Linked DNA regions of Homo sapiens: region 1 is linked to region 2. Evidence: read pairs that join two places in POLR2A ChIA-PET (ENCODE). Cell type or tissue: CD4-positive, alpha-beta T cell. All regions are shown on one strand. Links, peaks and the distances in the headings refer to the core of each region. The heading gives the core; the rest is flanking DNA.

What was found. Peaks named below come from ENCODE experiments on the same cell type or tissue, not always from the same donor. Only the 100,000 strongest peaks of a DNase experiment are listed, where the experiment ranks them.
Region 1: POLR2A ChIA-PET joins it to region 2 with 6 read pairs; 3 of 35 experiments call an interaction of 5 or more read pairs at or near these places.

Annotation. Positions count from the first base shown.
Region 1 is chr10:119,783,325-119,788,698 of GRCh38, forward strand. All of the region lies in intron 3 of INPP5F (inositol polyphosphate-5-phosphatase F), which reads left to right. Among named protein-coding and RNA genes, the nearest start is that of INPP5F, 60 kb to the left of the region's middle. RefSeq lists a silencer at 2,813-3,107. In CD4-positive, alpha-beta T cell, for the core only: no CTCF peak of the experiment used is centred there; DNase peaks (open chromatin) are centred at 1,527 and 2,937.
Region 2 is chr10:119,112,507-119,117,880 of GRCh38, forward strand. DENND10 (DENN domain containing 10) reads left to right here. Exons shown (of 9, transcript NM_207009.4): 4 at 5,013-5,161. Among named protein-coding and RNA genes, the nearest start is that of DENND10, 11 kb to the left of the region's middle. In CD4-positive, alpha-beta T cell, for the core only: no CTCF peak of the experiment used is centred there; no DNase peak of the experiment used is centred there.

The DNA.
Region 1 (5,374 bases), core at 254-5,253, 670 kb after region 2:
GTGGGCACCCCTTTGGCCTGGCATTCAGGTTTGAGCACTAAGACTGGGGTCTCTGGCAGTTTGATTTAGAGATGGGAACCAGCCCGCCCAGCACTTTATCCATCTGCCAGTCATGATTTGCATATTTGGCACTCCCAGTTCTTCGGAAATTAAATGTCACACATCATCCAGAAAAGGTTGGGACCTTTGTTAGGCCTTTCAGGGAGGTGTTCTGATGTCCTTCATGGCCACCAATCTGTAACATTTTTGAGACTAGTAGCTGACTATTCAATAAAAAGGGAAAAAACCAAGATGGCTTTAGGAACTAACATTTACATGGAGTCTTTAAGGGCAAAAGTGTGAATATTATCAAAGCTTTAAGAGCTTCTTTATTCTTCATACTTTCCCTTTTTTCTCTCTCGATAGTCTAAGGGAAAGAGATTATATTCAAATAAAAAGGAAGTGAGATTTCCTCCATTGACATAATTATTTTTACAGCTGTTGGGCTGTACAGTATAAACTACCGTACTTCTCAGGGCCAGCGAGATCGTGGTTCACGTTAAGAGTTGAGTATACGTAACGACTCTTGCTAATTGGGAGTAAAAGTAACTACAGAGAAAGTATTTCCAGGTCCTATCTCAGTGAATAGTTTGGTACACCTTTCTCTCAAGAGATTAAAATTTTAGAAATTTACACTTTTGCCATTTTTTCTTTCCTTTTAATCCTGTTTTATGGTAAAGGAACTTTGCAACAGTGAACAACAGGAAGGGCAAAGAACCACATGTTGAAAATCACAACTTTATTATCTTTTAACATGTTAATTTAAATCTTGGTATCTATTTCAATTTCCATATAACTCAATTTAAAAGAGTTTTTAGAAGCTTAATCCTTTTTAAATTGTTTTTTGGTTATACAGTAAATTGTAAAAGAGAAGAAAAAAAATTCCTCCACTTGGAAATAATTGTTATCAATATTCTACTGAGTTTTGGTGGGTGTTTCCATTTGTGCCTAGGCTCTTTGGAGGACCAGTGTTACTTTCACATGTTTCAGAATAGTTTCTCTGTTTTGCACTTTTACATATTTCCCTCTAGTCTTATTATTTTTTTAAGAACATAGGAAGACTTTGTTAAACAAAACTACTTATTTCTCCTTAGTATGACTTTCTGATTTGGATGTCTGTGTATCAGTTTGAATAATCTGCATTTATTCCAGCAGCATCCTTTAATGTGGTCACTGTTCCCAGATTTGCTAAAGCCTAAGTCTGTGTTCTGTAATTGGAGCAGAAGCAATCTTATTTCAGAGACGGGTATTAATAGAATTTCTAGTTTTCTGCCTCTGTTGTCTTTTTATCGCAAATATATGCCTTATTTGTTTGCCAGTTAAAAAAAATTCACATACCATAATTCAAATACCTTACAGTTCACCCGTTTAAAGTATGTAAGTCAATGGTTTTTAGTGTATTCAGAGTCATGTGGTTATCACCACAATCAATTTTAGAACCTTTCATCATCCCCCGAAAAAACCCTGTCTTCGTTAGCAGCCACTCCTCACTTCCTCCCAAACTCCAGCTCCCCAGCACCATGCAACCACTAATCTCCTTTCTGTCTCTGTAAATATTTGTCTATTCTGGACATCTCATAGAAACGGAATAATACACCACGTGGCCTTTTGTGATGGACTTCTTTCACCTAGCATAGCTTTTAAGGTTCATGCCAGTTGTAGTGTGTAGCAGTACTTTATTCTTTTTTATTGCCAGATAATCCCTTGTATGGGTATGTCATGTTTTATTTATTTGTTCATCAGTTGGTAGACATTTGAGTTGTTTCCACCTTTTAGCTATTATGAATAATGCTATTATAAGCCATTTTGCATACAAGTTCTTGGTGGTATATTTGTTTTAATCTCTCTTGGGTGTGTACCTAGCAATGGAATTGCTGGGTCATATGGTAACTCTATCTAACCTTTTGTGGAACTGCCAGACTGTTTTTTTTTTTTTTTTGGAGACGGAGCCTCGCTCTGTCGCCCAGGCTGGAGTGCAGTGGCACGATCTCGGCTCACTGCAACCTCCGCCTCCCGGGTTCAAACGATTCTCCTGCTTCAGTCTCCCGAGTAGCTGGGACTACAGGTGCATGCCACCACACCCGACTCATTTTTTGTATTTTTAGCAGAGATGGGGTTTCACTGTGTTAGCCTGGTTAGATGGTCTTGATCTCCTGACCTTGTGATCCGCTCGAGAGAGAGAGAGAGAGAGAGAGAGAGAGAGAGAGAGAGAGAGACTGAGACTGACTTTGCCTGTAATATCAGCACTTTGGCAGGGGGCCGAGGTGGGAGGATTGCTTAAGGCCAGGAGTTCGAGACCAGCCTGGGCCACATAGCAAGACCCTGTCTCTATGAAAAATTTAAAAATTAGCTGGGCATATTTGTGTGTACCTGTAGTCACAGGTACTCAGAAGGCTGAGGCAGGAGGATTACTTGAGTCCTGGAGTTTGAGGCTGCAGTGAGCTGTGATTGCACCACAGCACTCTAGCCTAGATGGTGGAGTGAGACCCTGTCTCTAAAAAAGAAAAATTAAAAACCTGTATAAGGGTATGAAGAATCTGTAATGGTTTAAACAATGAGGACTTAGTTGTTGCTTCTTTAGAAAAAAAATACCCTTTAAAGTTATATAGGCTTATGTTCCATGTCTGCATATCTTATTTGCGTATCTCATTGCCTTAATGGATAACCGCATCATTTTCCGTATTTAGTTTCCATCAGACACCTGTTTAAAATTTTAGCTTCAGATGGATGTAGGTACCAGCTTTTCACATAAAATTATTTATGTCCCTTTTCTTAAATGGCAGCAGCAACATCAACCCTTAGTCTCGGTCACAAGATGTAAGTTGCAAGCGTAATTTAAAAACTAGGGAAGTGCTGTGGAGCTTGTGGCTGTGGTGTTGTCTTTTTGAGATCGCGTGTTTCAGAGTTGTGATAAGGACCTAACCACATACCACACAGAACTGGCTGGGCCTCTGGAAAAGGGAAGGTGATCCTGTTGCCAGTGCTATGCATTGTAATCCCTGGGGCTCTGTGTAAACAAAATACCTTAGGACTGGGAAGGAATCCTAAGAAGTAATTTTCTCTATCCCTGTTTTTTGTCAGGACTGAATTTAACCTTTTCAGAAAGGTAGTGCTCTATACTTTATTTTCTAAAGATAACTGTGTAGCAGATTCTAACATACTCACTGGAAATGTTTGCATTTATAGTAATCTCATTTATTTGTTTGAGACAGGGTCTTGCTCTGTCACACAGGCTGGAATGCAGTGACGCAATCATCCTGCCTTCAGCCCCCCAAGTGGCTGGGATTACAGGCATGTGCCACCACCCCCTGCTAATTTTTTTTTTTTCTATTTTTTGAAGAGATGGGGTCTCACTATATTACCCATGCTGGTCTTGAATACCTGGGCTTAAGCAATCTGCCTACCTTTACCTCCCAAAGTGCTGGGGATTATAGGTGTGAGCCCCTGCACCTGGCCAGTAATTTTAGATTTTTATTTAGAAAAAATCACTTTTAAGAGACAGAGAAAACCTTCCAGTGAAGGTGTTTCCATGAGTTTGAACTTTGTTATACAGATCCACAATCCTTATCTGAACTTCTTGGGGGGCCATATTTGTTTTAGAATTCAAGTTTTTTGGGGTTTTCAAAAGGTTATTCCCTGTATTTTCTACCCTCTAAAGTGGTTCTGGAGCATTACCCCACGATAAAACACATTAATGTTTCTTAAACAATGGTATGAATGTTCATACTAAGGGAGGTAAGTGATGATTATCAGTATCTTCATATCAGTTCAGGGCATGCTTTGCCATTAAATGAGTTTTTAACTTAAAAGATACACTTTCAGGTTTTAGAGTTTTTTGGATTTTGGAATTGTACATAAGGAAGTTAAGGGATGATGGGCTTATATTAACTCTGTTTCAAGCCCAGGATGAGGGTAGATAAAAGAAATAAAAATAGAAAAGACCAGGTGTGGTGGCTCAAGCCTGTAATCCCAACACTTTGAGAGGCCGAGGCAAGCAGATAACTTGAGGTCAGGAGTTCAAGACCAGCCTGGCCAACATGGTGAAACCCTGTCTCTACTAAAAATACAAAACTTAGCCAGGCATGATGGCATGTGCCTCAGCTACTCGGGAGGCTAAGGTGGAAGAACCGCTTGGATCTGGGAGGCGGAGGTTGCAGCAAGCTGAGATCGCGCCATTGCACTCTAGCTTGGGTGACAGAGTGCGACTCTGTCTCAAAGAAGGAAAGAAGGAAGGAAGGAAAGGATAGAAGGAAGGAAAGGGAAGGGGGAGGGGAAGGGGAGGAGGAAGGGAGGAAGGCAGGCAGGCAGGCAGGAAGGAAGGAAATGCCAAGCTTAGAGAATAAGCATTTTTTAAAGTAGATCAGACTGAAGCCAGAGGCCTTTCTGGGTCTGCATCTAGAAGCAGACAGTAGCAGGTGGGAATTTGGCCCCTACACAGTAAAGAGGACTAACAGGGCTTCATGGGAGATGGGATCCTGGGGCCATGCTTAGCACTTGAGGCCTGGTGCTCAGGTGGAACTCCCTAGATCATGAGGGGAGCTGTTAGAGTGTCTGCACTGAGTTGGATAATCCTGCATAGAACATCTCCTGTGTGCCATGCCAGTAGCATTTCCATGAAGAAATACTGGTCTGGGCAAAAGATAGGGATCTGAATCAACACCATAGCAATGGGCATGAAGTGGTTGGGGTTGATAGGAGAGACTTAGAGAAGGAGAATGATGGAAGATGATTCCAAGGTTTCTTGCTTAAATGATCCAGTGGGTGGTGCAGTCATTACCTGAAATAGGGCATACCAGAGAAGGAACAATATTTGGGGAGCAGGTGTTGCGCAGTTCTAGAGATGCTGAGTCTGAGGGTCTAGTGTGTCTCAGTGTGGGGGAGACGTCACATGCATCAGTCTTGAGATTAGGGGAAAAGAGTGGAGTTAGCAAAGGTAGTAGTAGTTAAAATTAGGAAAGAAGGTGACATTTTCTAGATGGAGCATGAAGACGGAGAAGAGAGTTAAGGGTAGAACACTGGGAATACCATCAGTTTTAGAGAAGAAAGATACACCCACAAAGGAGACTGAGAAGGAACAGCCAGAGATGGGGAAGGACCCCGAGAGATTGTTGTCATGGGGACCAGAGGAAGAGACAGCAGGGAGTGTTCTTTCATTCCGAGAGAGTTAGGAGGCCTAAGCAGTGTCATCAGAGCCTTTACTCCTTGACCTGCCCCAATCAGACTATAGTCCTTACAGTTCCAGTGCCTGGGCTGGGACACTGTACCCTGCTGGCTCTCAGAGTGGATTCCATGTTTGAGGAATGGATTTAAAAGAAGATTCTCACTTGTGTAAACA
Region 2 (5,374 bases), core at 310-5,309:
TTTTGAGACAGGGTCTCACTCTGTTGCTCAGACTGGAGTGCAGCGGCTTCATCATGGCTCACTGCAGTCTTGACCTCCCAGGACTCAGGTGATCCTCCCACCTCAGCCTCCCATGTAGCAAGGACTGCAGGTGCGCACTTCCATGCCTAGCCAATTTTTTATATTTTTTGTAGAGACAGGGTTTCACCATGTTGCCCAGGCTGGTTTCAAACTCCTGAGCTCAAGTGATCTGCTCATGTTGGCCTCCCAAAGTGCTGGGATTATAGGCGTGATGAAACTCTTTTTTTATGTGTTAAAGATATTAGCTCTTTCTTAATGATGAAGGCTTTTGCAGAGTTTTATTTATTATGTTTTTTTTTTTGAGACAGAGTCTCCCTTTGTTGCCCAAGCTGGAGTGCAGTGGGGCGATCTTGGCTCACTGCAACCTCTGCCTCCTGGGTTCAAGCGATTCTCTTGCCTCAGCCTCCCGAGTAACTGAGATTACAGGTGGGTGCCACCACGCCCAGCTAATTTTTTGTATTTTTAGTAGAGAGGGGGTTTTGTCATGTTGGCCAGGCTGGTCTTGAACTCCTGACCTCAAGTGATCCGCCCGCCTTGGCCTCCCAAAGTGCTGGGATTATAGGCGTGAGCCACCGCACCCTGCCTTGCAGGGTTTTAGTCGTGATTTTTTTTTTTTTTTTCTGGTTGTTGTCTTTTTTTTAGCGACACGGTCTTGCTCTTTTGCCTAGCTTGGAGTGCAGTGGCATGATCATAGCTCACTGTAACCTTGAACTCCTGGGCTGAAGCAGTCCTCTCACCTCAGCCTCCCAAGTAGTTAGGACTACAGGTGTGTGCCACTGCTCCTGGCTAATTAAAAAATATATATATATTTTGTAGAAAGGTGGTCTTACTATGTTGCCCAGGCTGGTCTTGAACTCCTGGGGTCAAGTGATCCTCTGCCTTGGCTTTTCAAAGCGCTGAGATTACAAACGTGAGCCACTGCACCTAGCCCTTTAAAAAAAAAAATGTTGTTACTAGATAGAATTATAATTCTAGGTGTCATGTTACCGTCAGGCTTTTCCCTAATACAGAGATTTTTGGGGGCACTGAGGGTGAAGGGAATTGTTTTTGTTTTATAAGCCTAATAAATGGTAGGCTTTTGGCTATTTTTGTGCGTGAATGTATATACACACACCAAAAGAAGCAAAAAAAAAAAAAGAGAAAAACTCTATCATAAGACTATCTTCTCATTACCTAAGGGTTTCAGTTAGATTATATCTTGGCTAAATGAGATTTCACCATTTTTGCAACCAGCCAGAATAAAAAAGCTTCCTACTCTCATAAGAACCAGGTGAATGTCTCACTGTGGATAAACAGTTGTCTGCTAATGTGGCACTTACACAAAGGGAGATTATTATTGCCAGAAAAGACGCTATCCAGAAGCCATAAACTAAAAACACTACAGAGGTATTTTTGAACAAACATTGGACTCCCATTTCATTTGGTTGAGTCAGGGTTATGTTGCTCAACTGAATTCACTGGGAAATATTCTGGAGTCCAAAAGGCAAGGTTGCTTCAGACCCCACTTCCTGCCCAGAAGGAGGCCCAGAGGGTTTCTCAGCTTGTGCAGTGCGTGGCATTGTAGTATCCTGGATTTCTTCTCCCGTCACAGTGCAAGAGAAGTGAGGACTCGGAGCTACTGCCAGCCGCCTCCTCTGCTTCCTGCCCCTTCATGCAGCACTATGCTCACTCTTGCATGTATGCACATCCAAGTATTTGCACACACACACACACACACACACACAGGTCTGTGTGTACATGCACACACTCATAGGCAAAGACTTCTTTTCTTCATGACAGTTTAACATGGAGTTGCCTCCCTCCATTTCTGGTGAGGAGCAGGCAGGCGTGCCTTCCACACACAGCTTGCTGCTCACAGTGGCAGCAGAAGCCCGCAGGAGGGAACCTCATTCCCTATGTGGCTGCAGGTTCACTGCTGTGGTCCTCTTCAGCCTCTAGTCGCTTGCTGCTAGTGGCCCTGCTAGAGAACCGGGGTTTCATGCACACTTGCAGTCAGCTGTACAGGCCTCGATGTGTGGCAGCCTATGGATGTCTATCTGAACAAGGTGCTTGGGGTCGCACTGTGGGCTTTTCCTGTGGAGTGGTTTTGGGGGGATTTCCCCCTCTGTTTTATCTCTCCTGGCCCAGGGTTGTCATGTAGGAAGTCATCTTATCCTACCAACCTTATGTTTCTCTTCTCTATTACTGTGTATTGTTTCTATTTTATAATTTTTTTTTTTTTGAGATAGAGTTTCACTCTGTCACCCAGGCTGGAATGCAGTGGCGCCACCTCGGCTCACTACCACCTCCAACTCATGGGTTTAAGTGATTCTTGTGCTGCAGCCTCCCAAGTAGTGGGAATTACAGGTGCACACCACCACACCTGGCTAATTTTTATATTTTTAGTAGAGACGGGGTTTCACCATGTTCACCAGGCTTGTCTGGAACTCCTGGCCTAAAGTGAGCCTCTTGCCTCGGCCTCCTAGAGTGTAGAGATTATAAGCATGAGCCACAGTGCTTGGCCTCTATTTTAGAAAGCTAATGGCATTTTGGTTTTTTGTTGTTGGTAGTAATAAAGCACATTTAGAAACACAGGAGAATATGCAGTGAAAACTGAGCTGCCGCCTCCTCCTGTTCCCAGACTCCAGTTCTACCTCCTGATCCCCACCCCACACAACTCCCGTGACCTCCTTCTTTATATCCTATCAGAGAAGTTTTTCTCCCTGTGTGAGCCTGTGTGTGAGTTCCTGGGTTTGAATGTATTTTACATGTGTGAAAGCTCACCACATTCATTGTTCTCTACTTTTTTTCCGTCAAGTTGTGAATTGAATTGGTAATTTTTTTTTTTTTTTTTTTTTTTGAGACGGAGTCTCGCTCTGTCGCCCAGGCTGGAGTGCAGTGGCGGGATCTCGGCTCACTGCAAGCTCCGCCTCCCGGGTTCACGCCATTCTCCTGCCTCAGCCTCCCAAGTAGCTGGGACGACAGGCGCCCGCCACTACGCCCGGCTAATTTTTTTTGTATTTTTAGTAGAGACGGGGTTTCACCGTTTTAGCCGGGATGGTCTCGATCTCCTGACCTCGTGATCCGCCCGCCTCGGCCTCCCAAAGTGCTGGAATTGGTAATTTTTAAAAAAACACTGATGATTGACAAAAGTTGGCAAGCAGTTAAAACACTTGCTTTTTTCATTTAGTCTATGATAAATATAATTTTCAAGTGATCTTTTTTTTTTTTTTTTTGAGACGGAATCTCGCTCTGTTGCCCAGGCTGGAGTGCAGTGGTGTGATCTTGACTCACTGCAACCTCCTCTTCCTGGGTTCAAGCAATTCTTCTGCCTCAGCCTCCCAAGTAGCTGGGATTACAGGTGTGAGCCACCAGGCCCAGCTAATTTTTATATTTTTAGTAGAGACAGCGTTTCACCGTGTTGCCCGGGCTGGTCTCTAACTCCTGGCCTCAAGTGATCCGCCCACCTTGGCCTCCCAAAGTGCCGTGATTACAGGCATGAGTCACTGTGCCCGGCCCTCAAGTGATCTGTCTTAAATATGTTTTATTTTCTTCCCGATTTTCTATCCCACCAGCTCCTGAAAGGCCCAAATAGACCCAGTCATGTTTCTCAAGCAAAATTTAATTTTAGTTGCTCACAGGAAGAGATTTCAAGGGGAAGAGACGGATTCCACATGTGAGCTATAAATGCAGCCAGTTTCCTGTCAGCATTTTCTAGAAGCTTTAACTTGACGATGAATGTCTAATGTGCATTTATCACCAGAAACCTAAAGGAGTTTTGATTTCTTAATTATCTAAATATAGCTACCTCTGGGAACTCATTTAATAATAAGTATGGGTTCTACAACTAATTACTGGTTTCTCTGTGAACAGTGCGTAAAACTCCTTTCTCGTCAAAGGAAATCTCAGTGATAAAACAGAGTTGTATGACTGAGAACCCCAGTTGTGAATGTAAGACACAGGATAAGTGCACAACATTCTTGAGAATCCTGGGACCTCAGGAAGTTCGTACTTCATTCTCCTGCCTTAGTACAACAAGGGGCTCCCAGATGTAAGGAGATGGCTGAGTCCAAAGAATTGTTGAAGGTCTCTCAAGCTTTTTCTTTTCTTTCTTTCTTTCTTTTTTTTTTTTTTTTTTTTTGAGACAGAATCTTGCTCTGTTGACCAGGCTGGAATGCAGTGGTGCAATCTCGGCTCATTGTAACCTCTGCCTCCCTGGTTCAAGCGACAATCCTGCCTCAGCCTCCTGAGTAGCTGGGATTACAGGCATGTACTGCCACACCTGGCTAATTTTTTTTTTTTTTTGGTATTTTTAGTAGAGGTGAGGTTTTGCCATGTTGGCCAGGCTGGTCTCCAACTTCTGACCTCAGGTGATTCGCCTGCTTTGCCCTCCCAAAGTGCTAGGATTACAGGCATGAGCCACTGCGCCCGGCTGCTTTTTCTTTGAAATATATTTTTAATTTAGAGAGAAATGATGCTACTTGAAAGTAATACTACTTTCTACATGAAAAGATTCAAGCATTCAGGCCAAGCGCAGTAACTCAGCAGTAAGTGCAGTAAGTGCAGCTGTAATCCCAGCACTTTAGGAGGCTGAGGTGGGCGGATTACCTGAGGTCAGGAGTTTGAGACCAGCCTGGCCAACATGGTGAGACCCCGACTCTACTAAAATTACAAAACTTAGCAGGGTGTGGTGGTGCACACCTGTAATCCCAGGTACTCGGGAGGCTGAGGCAGGAAAAACACTTGAACCCAGGAGGTGGAGGTTTCAGTGAGCCAAGATTGCACCGTTGCACTCCAGCCCGGGCGACAGAGTGAGACTCTGTCTCAAAAAAAACAGAAGAGTGAAGCATTCAGAAGGGCAGTAGCAAGGTGGCCTCGGATTCTTGAGAAGGCACCCATACCAGCCTGGGTGCACATCTGTACATGATTTGTGCCAAATGAAATCACAGTTGCTTTGTTGTCCTTTCTTACAGAATGTACCTGAAACATGGGAGCCCAGTTAAAATGATGGAGAGTTATATTGCAGTTCTCACAAAGGGGATATGCCAGAGTGAAGAAAACGGCTCTTTCCTTAGTAAGGATTTTGATGCCCGAAAGGCCTACCTGGCTGGCTCCATCAAAGGTAAGAAGGGAAAAAACAGGCCAGGGACGGTGGCTCACGCCTGTAATCCCAACACTTTGGGAGGCCAAGGCGGGTGGATCACGAGGTCAGGAGATCGAGACCATCCTGGTTAACATGGTGAAACCTCGTCTCCACTAAAAATACAAAAAATTAGCCGGGCGTGGTGGCACCCGCCTGTGATCCCAGCTACTCGGGAGGCTGAGGCAGGAGAAT